2 separate regions of the Homo sapiens genome follow, and region 1 is linked to region 2. A link is a loop called in an ENCODE intact Hi-C map of the cell type or tissue named here. Cell type or tissue: heart right ventricle. All regions are shown on one strand. Each heading gives the region's core, and the rest is flanking DNA. Links, peaks and the distances in the headings are about the cores only.

The links. A loop is a pair of places that touch in the nucleus more often than their neighbours do. Peaks named below come from ENCODE experiments on the same cell type or tissue, not always from the same donor. Only the 100,000 strongest peaks of a DNase experiment are listed, where the experiment ranks them.
Region 1: it touches region 2 in a loop (2.9-fold over the local background); 35 of 110 quality-filtered maps call a loop at or near these places.

What each region holds. Positions count from the first base shown.
Region 1 is chr16:82,575,949-82,586,409 of GRCh38, forward strand. No RefSeq gene overlaps it. Among named protein-coding and RNA genes, the nearest start is that of CDH13, 46 kb to the right of the region's middle. In heart right ventricle, for the core only: a CTCF peak has its summit at 4,538 (motif pointing left); a DNase peak (open chromatin) is centred at 8,962; H3K27ac peaks cover 836 bases.
Region 2 is chr16:82,369,066-82,379,526 of GRCh38, forward strand. No RefSeq gene overlaps it. Among named protein-coding and RNA genes, the nearest start is that of MPHOSPH6, 200 kb to the left of the region's middle. In heart right ventricle, for the core only: no CTCF peak of the experiment used is centred there; no DNase peak of the experiment used is centred there.

The sequences.
Region 1 (10,461 bases), core at 1,447-9,446, 210 kb after region 2:
TCCAGTGCTTTTTAGTAACAACTCAGGAAATGATAGATATCCTCATAATCATCACTGTAATTCTACAACGCTCATCAATAATTTAGAAGAAACTAATTGTGGGTGACATAAATCTAAGAATGATAGGAAACATGTAATTCGGCAAAACCAGATTCACAAAGATTATAAAAAGGATAAAATATTGTGCTTAGTTTAAGAAGAGGAAGTTTGGTAAGTATAAGCATAACATTTTACCCTGGAGTCCAGGAATGTAAGTACATAAGAATAAAATTGGAGACAATGTAGTCTAATGGCACCATATTGGAAGATAGTAATGTCACTGTTGTTCAATCCTGTAATACGGCTGTATCATGAAATATGAATGTCCTCACCTCTTTGCCTTAGCAAACCATACATGGATGAGGCTTTAAGTCTTGTTATTTTAGGAGAAGCCAAGAAAGCTGGAGCAGTTTTTCTTCTTTCAGAAAATATTTAACATCTCCTATGGTCCAAGATAGTCTATAGTACCAAACATCAAAAGATTGGCCATTACTCTCTGAGAGCCCACAGACTGCAGGAGAGATATATTGATCAAATAACCACCCAAATAAATATAAAATTAAAAATGTGATATGTGCCAGGACAGAAAGGTCCATGGTGTTCAAAGAACCTTTACTAGGAGAACTTTTTTTTCTATTCAGGGAGACCAGGGGAACTTTCCTTTGAAACTGAATATTCAGCTCAGACCCAGGTAGAATAGAGGTGACTTGGCAGAAGAGGAGGAGTTTCCAAGTCACAAGGACCACACTTGTAAACATGAGGTGAGAGAGAATGAGACGCATTGAGTGTAGAGGGAAAGGCTCCTGTTGAAGGAGAACACATCTTGGAACATAAGGTTCAGGGGAGGCAGGGGCCAGACCACAGGGGGCCATGTAGGCTATGCTATGATTTGGATCTTTATTCTAGAAGCAATGGTAAGCATTGATGGGATTTGTATAAGAAAGTAGTATGGTCCTATTTGCCCTTTCACAAGTTTACAAGACTACAAGATAATTACAAGTATATCTACTGACATGATGCATTGTATCGTTGATTTCCTATGGTTAATCCACCCTTGCTCTGAAAGAGTAAACCATATTTGGTTATAACAAATTTTTCTTTCCTTCTTTATTCATGCATCCATGTAACAAATACTCATTAAGTGCCTCCTACATCCCCAGCATTCTAGGTGCTAATTCACCCATGGGCAGATAAGGACCTTGCCCCTGTGGAACTTCCAGTCAGGGAGACAGACAACAAATATGTGCAAATAAATGTGAAGCAAAGCACAGCGTATTAAGTAAACAGGGAGCAAAAGAGAGGCTCTATTTCACATAGTCAGGGAAGGCATCTCCAAGGAAGTGACATTTGCACGTAGACATCTGAGTGATGGGAGGTAGGGCACCCCCAGGAACAGGCCCAGCTTCTTCGTCCCTCTAGGAGCTCCTCCATTCTCACAGACACATACTAATTGAATTTTCACATTTTCCGCTCTGTTCTTCCCTGCCTCCAAGGAGAACCTTAATTATGCTATTGAATATCTGGATTCCCATTGAGCTTCAGTAGTGAACTCAGCATTGTATCTTTCTCATCCTTTCCACCTGTCCTTCACTGCAGCTCCCTGACCTGGCTCTGCAAAACCCATGCTCTGCTCATTTCTTAAAGAATACAATTTTGAAAGGTGTGTTTTTCTTTGTCCCTATGCCCGTTATCCTTTTAAGTGTGTTCATTTTGTCATTCATTCATTTGGTCATTCTCTTATTCATTTGCTCAACACGTTATTTTGTTAGTGACCCCTTTGCTCTGGGTATTGTATTGGTGTGATCGTACTGGTCTTTCCTTAGAGGGTAAGGGATGTCTTCTCAAGGGACTGGGAAGAACACCCTACAGGTGTTGACTTCTTCGTCTCCAATGAGATCTTAGTGATGTGTCCATACACAAACACACTTTTCATGCTCAGCAGGCAGGTAGCTCTACTACAGCCCTCCTGCAGTGAGGAGGAAGCTTCTTCCTTCAACTTGGTTTCTCAGACTCTTTGCAGTTTTTCATTGTACAATGTGGGCATGAGAAACCACATTGCTACCAAAAGGACCTTTCCTCAGGTAGTGAAGTATCTTAAAATGAAACCTAATTATCATCACAGCACATGCCAGTGTTATTTTCTTAAAATGAATGGAGATAAGGAAGAGCAATTGATGGGGAAGGAGAAAGGGACCGCCCTGACCCTAGTTCTGGGTATCTCAGAAGGGTGTTCCTGGAGGTTGGCTTCCATTTCTTTCCTGAGAAGTGCAGGAATAAGGGCATGAAGTAAAATTTAACAGACTGAGGGGCTGGTGTGTTGCCTACCTTTGTGTGTGTTGGAGGGCATTTATGCTGTTATGAATGAAAGGGTAGTACATATGGTGTGTATTTCAAAAATTGTGCCTTTCCATCCATGCCTTTCATCAGTGCAGTTAGTAAAAATTTCCCCAGGATTTTTGTCATTTTTTTTTTCTGCAAGGGCCAGCTGCAGTCTGTTGTTTGTATCTTCAGGATTATTTCATAAAAATTTGGGAAGAGGCAGTCACAGCAGGCCCAGGTGTGTTGTCTCTATGTTCACCCAGAAGTGTCCGTAAAGGAAAAAACTCTAACAGAGTTCTTAAAATGGAATATGCTGTCTCCATGAGATCATATTTCCCATCTACGAAGGTGGTCAGGCATGAGCTGGGTCATCATTTGGCTGTGTGCTGAAGTAGTGATTCCAGATGTCTTGAGTCAGGCATAATAAGTTGGTTTTACCTTGTGTGCCCAGCCTGATGGATTGTTCCTGGCTGTTTGGGCTCAGTAGGATGAATGTCATGATCCATTAACAAGGTCTGTCCTGGATATGGAGAGTGGGGAGGATGGGGGCACACACACCATGTATTTGTCATCCCTAGGAAGGGAACTGAACTAGAGAATTGCAATGCACTGTGAACAATGAGAGTACCAAGATGAGTGGTCTCTGTATCTTCATCTAAATACTTCATGGGAACGTGATTAGCGATATTAGCCCGAGCAGTGCTTCAGGAAGGTCCAGAAATTAGGTGTAGTAGGAGCTCCAAAATAGACTATTTTAGAGGTGGGAGGATTGTAAGTTCACATTGGTGATATCTCTAGAAAGTCGATCACCTAGGAAGTCTGTTTCTTTCATTGGTGCCACTTGCTTGTCATTGAGTTTGTTGGTTTGTTGGTTGATTAATGTGTATTTTCATCATTTATTGAGCATTTACTATGTGCCATGTTCTGTGCTAGATTTTCAAGATAGAGATGGATCAAATGATGAACAACTCCTAACTTTATGCCTTCCAGAGTAATTGGGCCACTTGAAGGTATCTGCCTTGGACCTTAATTGATTTCGCTTGTCTAACATTTAGCCTTCTTCCTTTTCTTTTCTGGAAAAAAGCCCCTATATTTATTTCAGGAAATTTCTACCATTTTATGAAGCTCTTGTAGACAGCAGAATGCACACACTGTCCACCCTTTACTCCCACCCACTACAGGAGTGGGCACAGGGTCCAAGCTAGGCCGGTCACAGGACAAAGGCTGTGTCCAAAGGGATTGGCCATTATGGTGACGGTGTGGTCCTGGTTTCTGTACTTCTCTCAAGTCCCCTTTAGCTCAGTGAGTTACCAGTTTCCTCCAACTAAACCCCCTTGATTTTCTAAGCATGGCCTGACTTGGCTTCTGTGACTAGCAACCTCAAAACCCTGATTGGTTCCACACCTTTAGGTTGGTGTTAAGGTTAAAACTCTCGGGCCACAGTCAGATTTTCATAATCTGGAGGCTGTTTAACCTCTGACATAGCCATCTACTTCCTAACCCACAACTTTTGTCAAAACAAGTTGAGGAGCTGGCTAGTGGAGGAAGACAGATTACAGCAGGGTTTAAGTATCCTTGCCTTTCCTAACTTCTGAAGCACAGATGTAACAACACTGAATTCACTTCACCTTCCATTCCTGCTAGTGGTTAAGGAGGTGATGTTTTCTTCTCACGTTACGGAAAAGATATCTTTGGGGAGGTATAGCACAGAGTTTGCAAGCATGGACTTTGGCATCTGAAGTTGGCTTAGATTCCAGTTCTGCCACTTATGAGTTGGTAACTAGGGGCAAGGCACTTGACCTCTTTGGGTATCAGTTTTCTCAGTTATAAAATGGAGATAATAAACAGTCCCTACTCAGACAGAGTTGTAGATAAATAAGATAATGCATGCAAGGCATTTAGCCCCATGAAGTTGGACTGCAGTGATCTATTTAACGTGGATTTGTGTGTGTGTGTTCTTTAGATCCTAAAAACTTGAAGTTCCACTCAAGAGTCAGTTTTACCCTGTAGCCTTTTTTAAGATGCTTGTTAATATTTGAATTTGAGAACAAGAGAGACTGAAGGTGAAAACGATAATCCTATGACCTTCCCCACCCAAACGCCACACACAAGCCTATTCTAAACCCGTCTTTCTTCCTTAAGTGTGCCAATTACTTCAGAGTGTATTAATAGTGCCCTCTGCTGCCCAGAGCACCGCAGCTTAATGGGATCTCCTGGGGCAGATGAGCTGGGATGTAGGTCTGAGCTTTTGGTGCTTCCATCTCTGCCTGTCACCCTCAGACATATTCTCCTTCCAGTTCACAGCTCCATTTTCTCGCCTGCATTTCTAGCTAAGCTCTGAGTCATCGATCTCAACCTTTAATTCAAGTTTGTGCCTGGATCTGAACCAAACCATAGATAGATACTCATAAAGGTTGTGCAGATGAGAATGTGTGGTTGTTCTGCTTTTGATCAGCAGCAGGCTGAGATTGCTTCCAGGATAACGGGAGCCAAGTCTATTTTCTTAGGTTACAATGAAGGACTCAAGTCCTGCCTGGAGCTGGCTGAGTGATGAACTAAATTGGAGAAATGTGCCATGTGGCTCGCCGTGTTGATTAGTTGAGTTCACTTGAGTCCCCTTTTTGCAGCCAAGTGCATTCGTAACTTCCATAGCATGGTACTATAAATCTGCTGACTATTTCTGTGGTGGTTACTATTCCAGTTTGAAGAGAGGGGTGTGGAGAAACAGTAGTGAAAGCAGGAGTAAAGACTTCTGACAGATTGAGGCTCCACTTCAAACCATCTCATTTAGACCTCATACTTTTAGTGTCATTATAATAACTCCTCTAGCAAGACTGCAACATGGAGAAGTTGGTGATGAAATGATAAGTACCCAGAAAATCCTTGTACACCATGCCTGCAGAGTTCAGGCTAGACTCAGGGAGATGGTGAGATAATTCTTTGTCTTCTGCAATGGACTGTGTGCTTTGTGCATCCTGGCAAGTGGTTGGGATGGATTTGCCCCGAGCCAGTCACACTCTCTTTGCTTCCATTGTGACCACTGTCAGTTAGGTAGGTGCCTAGGATGGTATAATATGAGTCTCCTTAGTCAAAAGTCGAATTAATTTTTACCACATCAGAACTGGAGATCTTGGCATCCCAAAGTCATATATACCAAACACCTGAGCTAACCATCCAAGTTAAAAAGAAATGCCAAATCCATGATACTGTACATACTTTTCATTCCCATAATGTTATGTTTACTTCCACATAGCTACACGATATATTATAACACAGTAGGTATGAACATGAGCTCTGGAATCAGACAAACTGGATTTGAATCCCAGGTTTGAATCAGTTGCCTTCCCTTGCTTCCTCTTGATATTCTTATTGCCATAGCAGGAATACTCTGTCTATCCAACAGAGTTATTATAAGAATTCAAGCTGTGGCCAGGGACAGTGGCTCATGCCTGTAATTCCAGCACTTTGGGAGGCTGAGTCAGGTGGATCACTTGAGGTCAGGAGTTCGAGACCAGCCTAGCCAACGTAGTGAAACCCCATCTCTGCTAAAAAAATACAGACATTAGCCAGGTATAGTGGTGCATGCCTATAGTCCCAGTCATCGCAGCTACTTGGGAGGCTAAGATGGGAGAATCGCTTGAACCCGGGAGGTGGAGGGTGCAGTTTGAACCAAGATCATGCCACTGCACTCCAACCTGGGCAACAGAGTGAGACTCTGTCTCAATAATAATAATAATAATAATAATAAAAGTTGGTAACGCACACAGGCACTTTGCACAGGTAATGCACACAGGTCCTTTACACGATGCCTGGCAGAAACAATGTTAGCTGCTATATGTGATGCTGTCCTGGTAGAAAGGAGCTAGTTCACCCATTTCAGAAAAGGAAATAAGCAATGAGTCCGGAGAGCAGAGCTGAGTCACTCTCCTCTACTGCTGCCCCTCAAAAAGTTGTTCACCTGTACATTACTTGTTAGTCTTCAAGAATTTCCACATCTCATGTCATTATGCAAGTATCCAATCAGTATTTCCCAGACATGGAGATTTTTTAGCTCTATATATGTCTACATTGCAGATCAGTTTTAAGGATTAAATACAATATTGTGTGTGGGCACTTACACATATATAACTCTGGAGAACTTAAATAGAATTGTCAACTTATGCCAATTAAGGACATTCAAAGACAAACACCACACCACCATCTACTCTCTCCACTATTTCATAGAAGAATCTAAAATTACATGCAGTGTTGTGGATTTTTCATTTCTTTTTAACATGAGTGGTTAGCTCAGGTGTTTGAGATACATGCTTCCGGGATGCCAGGATCCTCAGTTCTATGTGAAAGAAGATAATTAGATTTTTTTCACTTAAGGGACACAGGCTGTGCCATCCGGGTACCTACCTAACTGACATTGGTTGCAATGATAATAGCATATCAAGAGTGTGTGACTGGAACACCAGAAAAAGATCAGCCTGCATGCTGAATAAATTTAGCTCTATGTCAGAACTAGAAATGTTGTCCATTTGCTGAGGATGGACAAAAATTTGATCTCTAACCAGATCTTGAGAATTGTTGGTATAGACCGTAGGAAACTGTCACCTTTCAGAACAATCCAAGGCTCCCAGCGACCTCCTCTGAGTGAATAGGATAGGAGGGTGAAGACAGACCCCTCAGGGCTCCTGTTCTGAAGATCATCCCAGACCAACAAGCTTTTCAGAGTGTTCAAGGATCAGGGAGCATGTGTGGTGGGATAGAGATGCATGAACTTGAGCCAAGCAATTCAAAGTGATTTGAAGAGAAATCCCGAGGCTTATGTGTCCTTCACTGTGGTGAGTAAGCAAGTGGCGCGCTGTCCCTGGAGACCAGCACCGATCAGTCATTGCACACCCTGAAGTGTGCTGAGGATCTCTCAGACTTGCCAAGGCTGACATGAGTCTGGTCTTAAGTGGAAAGGACATACCAGCCTCTGGGAAGAGGTGAGCTCTGGCAGAGAACGGTGAGGGAGGTGGGGGTCAGCTGCATCTCTAACCTTCTGTTTCTTTAGAGGGCGAGAGAGATAGGTGGCTTCCAAACAGAAAGGCCTGTGCACATCAGCGTGACAGCAGCCGGCTGGAGAGATGGGGTGCAGCCTGCCAGATTCAAAGGGGTGGCTCTCCCACCCCCCTTTGAATATAATTATCATTCCACTTGGAGATCTAGAAGGAATAAAACTAGGCCCTTGATCCACTGTCTAATGGATTGTGTGACTATCAAGAAACTGTGGCAGCCTGTGGAACGAGACAGACATGATCTGACTCCTGAAAGAACCACGTGTGAGTCATGTAGCCTGGGAGGGTTCACTTAATTACATAATGACCTGTCTCCATCCTCTTCATCTCTTACTGTCCTGTCCAGCACTGTCCAGCTTCTGACAGTTTCACCCGGGGAAATTTTGTGCAGTGTCTTCAGCATTCAGAAGCCATGAATATTAAGGAAGGTATGACTAGTTGAAGATATCAGTGAGGAGTGGGAAAGAAAACAAAAAGAATGACAATAGGGCCTTACTAATAAGGATCATAATTTTAAACCAGCCGCTATCCACATGTGGTGATGGAGCTGCTGAAATGAGGCCAGTGTGGCTGGTGTGTCCTGAGATGTGCTGCAAATGTAAAGTCCCCACTTGATTACAAACACTTAGGATGAAAAAAATGAATGTAACATATTTCATTAATAATTTCCTGCATGGATTACGTCTTGACATGTTGAAATAATAATATTTTGGATATATTGGGTTAGATAAAATTCATTTTTAAAGTTGATCTCCTCTGTTTGTTTTTATTTTCTTTTCATGTGACCATTAGAAAATTTAAGTTGTATGTGCAACACACATAATTGCAAGATGTTTATTATTCCATTAGGCAGTGCTGGTCTACAGACTTAGGAGTGGTAGAAGGGGATAAGGAGAAAAGGTCATGACAAGGAGAACCCTACTATTTGCCAGACGCTAGGCCCCTGCCCTGTGAGCCTCTTGGCAGCCCAAGTTGGGAACTACTGTATTTATTTTACTGTTTTACCGGTGAAGCTTCTGGAGAAGAAACTGTTTGCTCAGAGCCCAACATTGAATAAATGCTAAGTGATGATTCAAATTTGGGTGTTTGGACTCAGCAGTTCAATGTCTTAACTATTAATTATTGCCTTTGCCATAATTGGAGATGCTCAATAATGTATGCCTTGCCAAGTGATTTTGAGGATTAAATGCAATGTTGTAGGTGAACACTTAGCTTAATAAGAGCCTCGTAAGTAAGGATGGCTGCTATTAATGTAAAAATAATAATAATGAGGAGGAGAAAGTGGAGGAGATGGAGAAGAAGAAGAAGTAGGGAGGAAAAGAAGGGGAGGAGTAGAAGTGGGGAGGAGGAGAAAGAGGAGACAAGTTATTGCCATCACCAGCAATACGTGCCAGGTGCTATCTTGGGCACTTTACGTACATTATGTAATTTAATGCTCACAGCAAGCCTAGCCAATACTCACCCGCCCTTTCTGCCTCTAATTTTTTCTGGTATGAGCGTAGCAAAGTCCGCCTGACACTTGAATATTTACTTCCACTTCACGACTCTTCATCGTGGTCTGTTGGGTGCGTAGGAAGCTTCAGATGGCAAAGGGAGGTGCTGGCAGGGACTGGCAGCAAATGAGCAAACTACAGAGATGAGAGGGTGGGACAGAGCCTGCGTTTTGTAAGGGAAGAGTGGCTGCCCTAATTTTAGCTTCTGATTCACCCAAGGAAATTTTGAGCAGTGTCCCTAGCATCCAGAAACTGCGAATACTAAGGAAGGTCTGACCAGCGGCTGAAGATATCAGTGAGGAGTGGGAAAGAAAACAAGAAGAACGACAATGATACCTTACTAATAAGGATCATAATTTTAAACTAATTAAATGCCAATTGGAATGGAAGGTATTTTTCTTTAAGGAATTCTAGAAACTGATTTCATGCAATTGGCCTTGCCCCAAAAATAAGAGGAAGGAAAGCATACGTTAATTAGACTAAATAAAGAATGAAGCTCATGTGGGTTGTGGGGTACTTTAAATCACACAAAAGCCTTGAGAGATGTGAGGAAGGTGGTGTGTGTCTACCAGGGTCCTGGAAACTTCCAATAATAGAATTTATATCCGATCCTGGTCAAGACACACAAGGGCACAAAGTTAGTAAGTAAACCATCCCTACTACTCTATGCCACCTTTTATTAACCCAAAGCACAGAGCTTCTCACTCATGAAAGACCAAGACAGACTTCCCCATCCTCCAAAGGTGGTGGATAGCAAGGGACAACGTTTGCAGTCCGACTTCTTGCCAGGCCCAGGTCTAGCTGGATGTTTGCTATATGTCCTTGAATCTTCATGCTAACCCTCTGAAGTATTTATTTTTATCCCTCAATGTATAGGTGAGATTGAATTATTCTGCCAGGTCATTTAATTACAAGTTGGCAGAGTGCGAATCCTAAATTACGTTGATCTGACTCCCACATCCTTGCTGATTCTACCACGTCATGTGGCCTTCTCTTTCAATTCCACAGTCATGACTAGAGCTTTCTCCACCTACACCAATTGCATGAAGGGGGTCTGGCTGCTGGGACCTCCCAGGGTACAGAGCTGATTCACTTCAACCGGCATCCAGGGGCGTGCCTTGGAAAGCCAGGATGGAGGGGTAGTAGGAAATTGCTCTTTTGTTAAATGCAACTTGGGTTTATTTGGAAGCAGAAAAGAAAAAGAAAAAAAGAAAAAAAAAACGTTCTGAAAAAGAATCATGAGTTGCTCCATGTAATCTGTAAATTGAAATTAGATGGTTGTCAATAAATTCTTACTATATATATAAAATTCCATATATATGCATATATGTATTTGCTTATATAGATATATAGTTTGGGTTAATTTAATAATAATTTAATAATTTAACTTATATAATAATAATTTAATTTATTATATATAATATATACAATAATTTAATATATAACATATAATAATAATTTAATATGTTAATTTAATAATTACTTTAATAATAAATCATTATTAAATATAAAGTATCTATTATTTAGATAAAACCTAACTATCCTTGTACACAGCTTCTGTG
Region 2 (10,461 bases), core at 946-8,945:
AAAAAACAAGTCTCTCCTTTGAAAACCATTCAGCTAAATGGCTTCCAGAGTCCTTCTTTTGATGTCTGAAGTGGAAATGGTATTGGAAGCTCTCCTGACATAAAGACAGTGCACTCCATGAGCCGACTTGAGTCCACTTAGGGTGACTTAGGATGAAGCATGGTTTTGCACCTGCTCTCTCCACCCTTACCTGCCCTGTCCCATGCTCCTCCTCCTCCATCACGTGGAAGGGAAATGGCCATGACTGGCCCAGACAGAGGGCAGTTTGTGCAGCATCTCAGAAACTCTCTGGTTTGAACCATGCAGCCTTGTTTCCATCCCAGCCTGGGCCCCACACTGGCCCTGCAGGAAAGTTTGCCTGGCTCATTATCTGAAAGAAATGGCCTGAGCAGTAGCCTGCCAAGAATGGGGGGAGAAAGGAGAAATAGTAACATTGATTTATTTGGGATGGAAAGATCCACAGACTGGGGAAAAAGGTAGAGAGCAATCATAAAACTGGCTCAGTTCTGCAACCTGCTGTGAGCAGAGACTGTCACAGTGCATAATAGCAAAGGCAGATGAAATGGACACAGGGAGTGCAACCCCTTCCTCCCTATCACAGAACAATAAAGCTAGAAGTCAAGGATGAAATAGGTGGGCTGACCAATAGTACATTGGCCAATTGAAGGCCTGGCATCTACCTTCGAAAGGCTGCCTGTGTTGGGATTGATGTGCTCACTGTGACTGCAGTGCTCTGCAGGAACTGTTTGATAACAAACAGGGTGGCAGACAGGCTTGTCCCTTCATATTAACCCCATCGCTCAGCTGTCATCTCAGTCAATGCCCCAAACTGCCCAATGCCCACCTCACCTTCTTCTCCTGAGGGGCCACCTGGGCTGGAAGGGGTGGAGCTCACCAGCTGGGACTCCTGGGTGGCATCTGTCTCCAGGACCAGGTCATCTTAGGACAGCTCTGGGACCCCACAGACCCAGTGGGTATGACGTGAGAAGTCACATGAAGGAGATCCCTCACAACCAAGTCCATTTGGGGACTCACAGACCCCATAGCCCATTTTTTCAAGTACCAGTCCTGCAAGTTGCGGCAAATCGGAGCAGGGAGAGGCACTTTGCTTTTCCTTTAAGGGTTGGAGAGATTTTTAGCATACAAATTGAAGCATCTCCCCAAGCAGTGCTTTCTCTAAGGCTGAAGGACAAGCAGGGATGGCATGAGTTTTGCTTCCCCAACTGTTCCCAGGCACAGCAGGCCTGCAGGTGGCAGAGAAACAGCACTCACATAGAATAGTCTAAAATATTTTCCACCAAAAACCTCATGCCTGATGATTTGTGTTTGAGCCACATTCAGTGACCTGGACAGAGTTGATACCCAGACCTGGGTTGCATTTGTCCTATGGGAAATGAGGCCTGAGTACAACATAACTGAAAAATCCAGGAGTTGGAAGGTGTGGGGAGTATACGGTCATGTGACCTGGTCTTGGTTCTGGATGATCACTTTGTGCTGGGACCCAGTTGTTTCCTCTAATCTTGGGAACCTGGAGAGTCCTGATCATTTTCCACACTGATTGGGGTTCAGGGAAACACTTGAAGCCTAGGGGTTGGTTAAGACCCACTAGAATGTCTGGATTCCTAGCCCAGCTCTGACCTTCTAGAAGTATGCCCGTGGGCACATCCCTTAACTCTTTCAGACCTTGGTTTCCCTATTTGTCAAGAGTGAATGATGCTGATATGACATGGGATGTTTTCCATTTATTCCTCCAGATTCATTCTCTATCCTTGTCCATCCATCTTTGTGTATAGGAGGCTGACTTATAGGCTGTAGCAATGGGCTTCCTTATCCTGTGGTGTCCAAATGGGTTTGTCAATGGAAGTTGTCAGAAGAAAACTGAAGAAAGGGAAGAGAGTTAGGTCGAGGTATTTGTTTCCCATTTCCTTTCTTCCGGGTCACTGTGAGTTGGTTGCATCCCTTTTCTTTGGATGGTTCTCCATTCAGGTGCCGGTCCCCATCCGTCTACTTGCAAGCTCTTTCAAACCCAAAGGAGTGATGACTTCCTGCTGTCACTAGCTGTGGAGTACTGCACCAGCACCTGTTAGTTCCTGGGGCACTGCGTATACCTTTGTAAACTCCCTTTATTAAGCTTTCATCACTGGCCTCATTTGAATGGGCCATCTTTGTTCTGCCAGGACCCTGACTTGTATATTACAGAAACCTCTTTCATTCATACCTATGTCACAGAGTGGCTGTGATGATTACATGAGTTCATGCACACAGAAAGCTTAAGACAGGGCTTAACACATAGGATGGGTTTGTTAAATGTTAGCTACCTCTGACTCTTAATTCTTGTGTCATTATACTGCCCCAGACGAGGACACACTTTGGATGATTTAGGGACTTGACGTTATGGCCATTTGGTTGTTCTGTCTCGTTTCTGATAGTTCCCTGTTCTTTCCTCCGTGAAATGTGGGTTGATGGAGGTGTCAGCATGTGGCCTTCTGCGCCCACCCACCTCCTTCTCACACCATCCTTAACTCCAGCTTTTTCCTATGGCCGTTTTGAGCCCTGTGCCATGGCCTTGTCTACTCCTGAGGCCCAACACAAAGAGATATGGAGCATAACCTGTATTTGCTGGTGACACACAAGTCTAAAGATGTCACCACAATCTACTTATAGCACCCAAAGAGATTTCTCATGCCTACTTGCAATCACTTCGTATCTGTCCCAACTCCCTAGCCCTGGCAATTGCTGGTTAACTGTCTGTATCTATAGATTTTCCTCTTCTGTGCATTATTTATAAATGGAATCATAACATATGTGGTCTTTTTGTGACTGGCTTTTTTCACTCAGCATAATTTTTTCAAGGTTTATTCATGTTGTGCCATGTATCAACACTTGGTTTCTTTTTATGGTGGAATACTATTCCATTGTGTGGATAGACCACAGTTTATCTCTCTGTCTTCTGTTGACGGACATTTGGATTGTTTCCATTATTTAGGTATTATGAACAAAGCTGCTCTGAGCATTTGAATATATCACATAGGTTGTTTATTTGTGTGATTCATTTAATTAGAATTTAAGCTTGATGAAAGTAGTTTATTATATGTCATATATTGTATTATATATATGTTTGCCATATATGATTGATAAGTGTTTTTTAAATGAAAGAAGACATAAATAGTGGCAATGGAAAGAAATCAAGGTGGTTAGAAATCCTCTAACTGGTTTAGCTGGGAAATCCAGGCTGGTAGAAAAGACATCTTAAGGGGGTCCTGGCAGGTCTGCATTGGCATCACCTGAGGCACAGGGCCAGGGAATCTGCATTTTAGCAAGCTTCCCAGGGAATTCTGAGCACCCTGGAGCTGGGGAAGCCAGGAATATTTTGCCAGTTGGAGAAGCCTGCCTGTGAGTGGTAGAATGAGGTAAAGTTGTGGATTTGTCCCTGCCCAAACATTTCACTTTTACAACTTTGTTTATGAGAGCGATGGAGTTGTGTTCCTTTCCTAGTGATGGTCCCATGTGGGACATCTCTGTCTAGGTCAGGTTAAGGCTGAATCATTTTCCAAAAGTAACTTCAGTTTTCTTCTTTTGTCCTTGGTGCTGACTCTCTCACAACTCATCTGAGGGGTACAGGTTTTCCTTTGCTAGGGGGGATGCTGGATGATTGAAGAGGCAAATAAAGCAGCTTGCAGTCAACTCAGCAAGAAGGAGGTCCAGAGCCACAGACAGGACCACAAAGAGTCACAGCGCCTTGAGTAGGGTAAGCAGCAGGTTAAGTGTGCAAGGGTTAGGAGTCTGGATTAGGAGGAAGCAGCTAACAGGTACCCCTGTAGAGGCATTGAAAAGCAGCATTTCTATATTCCATCATCCAGGCAGGCTCATAATTCTGCCTTTCTTATACTGAACCAGATATACTGTTAGCTTGCTTTGCAGCTGTGCAGAGATATACATGACTGCCTTTGCTGGAAGAAGTTGCTGCTGGTTTTTTAAGGGAAGGTTTGCTCTTTACTTTGATCTGACTTCTAAAGAATAAAGCATATTCTTTTTTATAGCAAAGGAGACTTCTAGGAAGTTTGAGTACCGTATTTAAATTTAAAGTCTCCCCTCAGCATGTGAAGGCAATATTAGTGTCAGTTAGGTGTAACAGATGAATGGTTAACGTAACAAAAGATGGAAAACCTGAAAAAGATTCATATCCAAATGAAAATGCATGTTTGAGCTAAATTACTGCTTTTTGTTGCTACTTACTTTTTATTTGATAATGAGCATTAGCTACATATGAACACTGATAGTCTCTTTAGGATAAATAAGATGCATTTCCACCTGATAATGGGTGTAAATTCAGCAACGTGCTTAGCCCATTTCTCTCCTTCAGGATCCTGAAACAGAATGAGGGAGATAGCATGTTCTTACATATTCAATAGACAAAGTTAAATGGTCTGCCTTTCTCCCCTTATTTTACACATTTTATCCCACATTAGCACCTATATTATAAGAATTTGCTAAATTAAAATGTATATATCATTTATTGGGTACTCTACTCTGTATCAGGTACTATATAGCTCTTTATATAGAATATTTTATGTGATCCTCATCACAGTCCTATGAGATAGGTACTATCTTTATTCTTATTTTACAGAGGGAGAGGAAACTGAGGCTCAAAATGGTCAGGCGACTTATCCAAGGTTATTCAGTTAGCCTGTGGAAGAATTTTGATTCATGCTACCCTGTGCCTGAAACCAAAGCCAAAATTCTTAACTACTGATTTGATTCCAGAAGTACTAGAACTGTGGTCTGCAGAACCCATGGGGGGTGGGGGTGGGGAGTTCCTGAGACCCTTTCAGAGTGGGCCTATTAAGTCAAAACTTTTTTCATGATAATATAAATTCATTATTTGTCTCTTCATCTGTGTGGATACTTGTATTGGTGGTGTAAAAGCAAAACTGATTAAATGGCTGTCACTTTTGCACAAATCAAAGCAATGGTACCCAACTGCATTGCAAATCACTGACTCTTTTCCTACAGTGTACTCACAAAAAACTGCCTGATGTTAAAATATTTAGTGTTATATAATGGAACGTCTCAACATTTGGAACAGCTGCATAACTCATTGAGCCAATAGCTTTTTAATGACCAATGCATGGTGTAACAAAATCATGCGTGGGTAAAGAGCCACTTAAAGTTTATGATTGTTCTTTTTAAATGCATACATATTTTTAAATTTCTCAGTTCTAATGGCAGATATTGGTAGATATAACCTGTATAAACAAAACCTATGTAGGAGTGGGGATCTCTCTCTCTCTCTCTCTCTCTCTCTCTCTCTCTCTCTCTCTCTATATATATATATATATATTTTTTTTTTTTTTTTTTTTTTTTTTTTTAGACGGAGTCTTGTGCTATCACCCAGGCTGGAGAGCAGTGGCGTGATCTCGGCTCACTGCAAGTTCTGCCTCCCTGGTTCACGCCATTCTCCTGCGTCAGCCTTCCAAGTAGCTGGGACTACAGGTGCCCACCACCACGCCTGCCTAATTTTTTTTTTTTTTTTTTTTTTTTGTATTTTTAGTAGAGACGGGGTTTCACCGTGTTAGCCAGGCTGGTCTCGATCTGACCTTGTGATCTGCCCGCCTCAGCCTCCCAGAGTGCTGGGATTACAGGAGTGAGCCACTGCGCCTGGCCTAATATTTTTTAAGATTGCAAAAGAGTGTGGAGGCCAAAATGTTTGTGGAGCACTGCAATGGGCAGCTGGGAACCACCGGAGGCTCTTGAGCAGAGAGAGGTGTATTGGTCACATTTCTTAGAGTAACTCAATTCTGTGTCCTTTTCATCATGGGAAGTTTCTCTAAAAACTCCACCACTGACATACTTTTGTTTTTGAGACAGGAGCTTACTCCGTTGCCTAGGCTGAGTGCAGTGGCGCTACCATGGCTCACCGCATACTCAGCCTCCTGAGCTCAAGCAATCCTTTCGCCTCAGCCTCCTGAATAACTGGGATTACCACCACACACTGGCTCATTTTTTATTTTTTGTAGAGACAGGGTCTCACTATGTTGCCCAGGCTGGTCTTGGACTCCCAGATACAAGCGATCTTCCCATCTCGGCTTCCTAAAGTGCTGGGATTACAGGCATAAGTCACTGGGCCCACCTATATACATATTGGCATATGAGAATGATACCAGAATGAATCCAGAAGACTCTCCCAGACTTAAGCTCTGGGCTTTGAGAGTTGCCCTATGTCTGGTGCTTGAATTGCCCTATGGCTGGTGCTTTTACAGCTTTGTTTATGAGAGCATTCTGTGCATAGCAGTACTCTTCCCCAAAGCATCAGGCTCTGAATATCTAGTTCCTAACCAGGCTGACTCCAATCAGATAAAGCCATCACTCCTGCATAGGCCTCATTCTCTGAGGATGTGCAGTTCACATCTATGTAGCAGATAAAAAATTAGACTTACATGTACAGGATCAGACTGGGGAGAGGTTAATCACAGTCAGGCCAACCTCATGGAAGAGAGAGGGCATGGAGGCCAGATACTCTTGTGAGATGGGAAGAGAAAATTTCCTCACTGAACTCCTAGATAGAATAAGAAAAATTCCAGGGACTGGACTTGCCAAGATGGACACATTATCTAAGGCTAGTTTTTATTACCAAATGCTTATAAGTGCTTATTCTCTGTTGTATACTGTGTTAAACTCTTTTCTTTTCTTTCTTTTTTTTTTTTTTTTTGGGGCAAAGCCTCGCTTTGTCACCCAGGCTGGAGTGCAGTGGCGCGATCTCGGCTCACTGCAACCTCCGCCTCTCGGGTTCAAGCAGTTCTCCTGCCTCATCCTCCTGAGTAGCTGGGATTACAGGTGTACATCAGCAAACCCAGCTAATTTTTGTATTTTTAGTAGAGACGGGGGTTTCACCATATTGGCCAGGCTGGTCTTGAACTCCCGATCTCAAGTGATCCGCCCACCTTGGCCTCACAAAGTGATCAGATTACAGGCATGAGCCACTACACCTGGCCTGCTAAGCCCTTTTCATGCATTATCTCATTTGATCTCCTCAATTGTTCTATCATGTTGGTAATATTACATCCATTTTACAGGTGAGAAAACTGGGGCCCAGAGAGGTACAGGCCTGAGCCAGGCTTTGAATTTAGTGTTGGTTTCTTCAAAGCTTCCAGTTCTTAACTCCTCTGTTGCATTTTCCTCTTTAAGTGTATTGGCTGGATGGCAGCTGGAAAACATGTGAAAAACATAATGAGAGTAGGGAAAAGGCATAAAGGCAGAACTGGGAGTACTATGGAAGGGACTGAATATGGATTAGGAGGGAAGGGAGCGATCAAGTTTGCTGTTGCTTCTGGTGTATGTGGGTTGTTGAGTGCTTTATGCTGGATAGGCAGATAATAACCTGAGGCCAGTCCTGTTACTTGGCTGCTCTTCAAGATGGAAGACCATTCTATGAAAACCAGAAGAAATCAACACACTAATTATTATTATTATTATTTTAAATTTCACTTTAAGTTCTGGGATACATGTGCCGAGTGTGCAGGTTTGTTACATAGGTGTACATGTGCCATGGTGGCTTGCTGCACCTATCAACCCATCATCTAGGTTTTAAGCCCTGCATGCATTAGATATGTGTCCTAATGCTCTCCCTCCCCTTCCTCCAACTCCCTGACAAACCCTTGTGTGTGATGTTCCCCTCCCTGTGTCCATGTGTTCTTATTGTTCGACTCCCACTGATGAGTGAGAACATGTGGTATTTTGTTTTGTGTTCTTGTGTTAGTTTGCTGAGGATAATGGTTTCCAACTTCATCCATGTCCCTGCAAAAGACATGAACTCATTCTTTTTTATGGCTTCATAGTATTCCAAGGTGTATATGTGCCACATTTTCTTTATCCAATCTATCATTGATGGGCATTTGGGTTGGTTCCAAGTCTTTGCTATTATAAATAGTGCTGCAATAAACATAAGTGTTCATGTGTCTTTATAGTAGAATGATTTATAATCCTTTTTGTATATACCTAGTAATGGGACTTCTGGGCCAAATGGTATTTCTGGTTCTAGATCTTGAGGAATCACCACACTGTCTTCCACAATGTTTGAACTAATTTACACTCCCACCAACAGTGTAAAAGCATTCCTATTTCTCCACATCTTCGCCTGCATCTGTTGTTTCCAGACTTTTTAATGATCGCCATTCTAAGTGGCATGGGATGGTATCTCATTGTGGTTTTGATTTGCATTTCTCTAATGACCAGTGATGAAGATATTTTTTACACATATTTGTTGGCCGCATAAATGTCTTCTTTTGAGAAGTGTCTGTTCATATCCTTTGTGCCCTTTTTGATGAGGTTGTTTGTTTTTTTCTTGTAAATTTTTTTTAGTTCCTTGTAGATTCTGGATATTCGCCCTTTGTCAGATGGATAGATTGCACAAATTTTCCCCCCTTCTGTAGGTTGTCTATTCACTCCGATGATAGTTTCTTTTGCTGTGCAGAAGCTCTTTAGTTTAATTAGATCCCATTTATCAATTTTGGCTTTTGTTGCAATTGATTTCAGTGTTTTAGCCATAAAGTCTTTGCCCATGCCTATGTACTGAAAGGTATTGGTTAGGTTTTCTTCTAGGGTTTTTATGTCAACATGCTAATTATTATGTAGCCAGAAGTTTGGTGGAAAACAAGACTTTGTAGTAGAGCCAGTCAGTCAGCCACAGGACTCAGGCGCCGTGCTGAGAAGGAGGTCAGACAGTGCTATACCGCCTGGGAAACATTAGCGGAAGATCATGGGCTACAGGCAAAAGCGAATGGGGCTTGAGACTTAGCTCTACCCCATTGGGTTAGCATTGCTCTGTTCTCAACTTCCTGATCTCAAGGATGGAGATGATAATACCACCTTGAAGGGCTGTTGTGAGAGTTAAAAGAGGCGGTATAGGAAGCCACATCACATGGTGACCAAAACACACCATGAACATTAATATTTTTTCTTCTCTTCCTCCCCAGTGTCCAATAAACACATTCTGCTTGAGCTCTTATCTCCACCCCCTCTGCCTTTCCTAGGTAATATATTTTATTCTTGTCTCTAAAGACACCATGTATTGAATGCTTTGGATATCGTTTGGGAACCAGATGGCTTGGGCTTACCTCATGCTCATTAGCTACATGGTTTTGGGCAGGGCACTTGACTTATGTTGCATTATTTACTTCAACAGTAAAGCAATAGAACAATGGCATCTATCTGTAGGGTACCTGTGAAGATTAAATGGGACAAAACATGTAGCGGGTAGAGCAAAAGGCTTAACACATTGCACAAGCTCAACAATTGTTCTTACTCAAAAGCAATGTCCTCAGAGAAGACATTCAACCCTTCCTCCATCCCCTCCCTATTGGCTAAAAATAGGGAGCACAGTGAAGATCTGGCCTATGGCAAACCTTGGCAGGTGCATGGGAGCTGAGCTCTGGCAAAGGGCAGGTCCATTCTGTTGTGGAAGGGGTAGAGTGGGGGCAGATAGACTGAAAGGTTGAGAACATTATCTGGTTCCTAAAAGGCTTAAAGGGTTACCTCTGGAGGGTGATTGGGAGCCCTATGTCCATTAAACGCATACAACAGCTGAATGAGACCTCAAGTTTCCAAAAAAAGAGTTGTATATTTTTGCTCATATCATTACCTACAAGAATCCCAGAAGAGAAATAGGCCTTCTTGTCTACTTGGATAGGCTCAGCAAGGGTAAATGGCTTGAGAACCTGCAGCAAGTAAATAGCATCAGCAGAACTCAAACTCAGGCCTTTCCCTAGTATGACACTCTCCCCATCACACCACAAGCCATCCACTGACCACTAGGGTGATCGAACCAGGGCTAGGATGAGGGTGAGGGGAATGAGGCGAGCCGTGCATGTGCCAGATGGGGACTTGTCTTTGTTTAACATTTTGATATCTTGTTCATCATGGATTTTTTCCATTCTGATGTTTTAAAATCATTGCATTAAAATGTTATTTGCCTTGAAAAAATAATTATTCCTTATCATTATTGTGGTGAAAATTTGACAAGCATTGTGTTACGTGCTTTCTAAGTGCCATGTTGTTGCATCTTTACAACAATTCTGTGGGACAGGATGAGAAACCTGGGCTTAGAGTATAGAAAATCATCATGCAGATATAAGGCGTCCCAAGATTGCTTTTTTCTCTGTCTACCACCCCACACTGTAGGCCTCTCTTTTGTTTCTAACCAATGCTCTTTATGACTTATTTATTGGCTATGGCCTGATTAAGTGACTTGAGAACTGGCGTAAGGCTGCTATTTATGTGCACATTGATAACCCACCTTACAGTATTGAAGACCCTACATGATCATCAACGTTAAAGGGCTCGGAAAAACCTGGAAGCACTCTACAAAATATTTGTTCTTTATTTATGTAGGTCCCCATCATGTTCTAGAACGGGATTTGTAGTAGTCTATTAGTTGTCATTAGAGTGATGATGATTAATGATTAT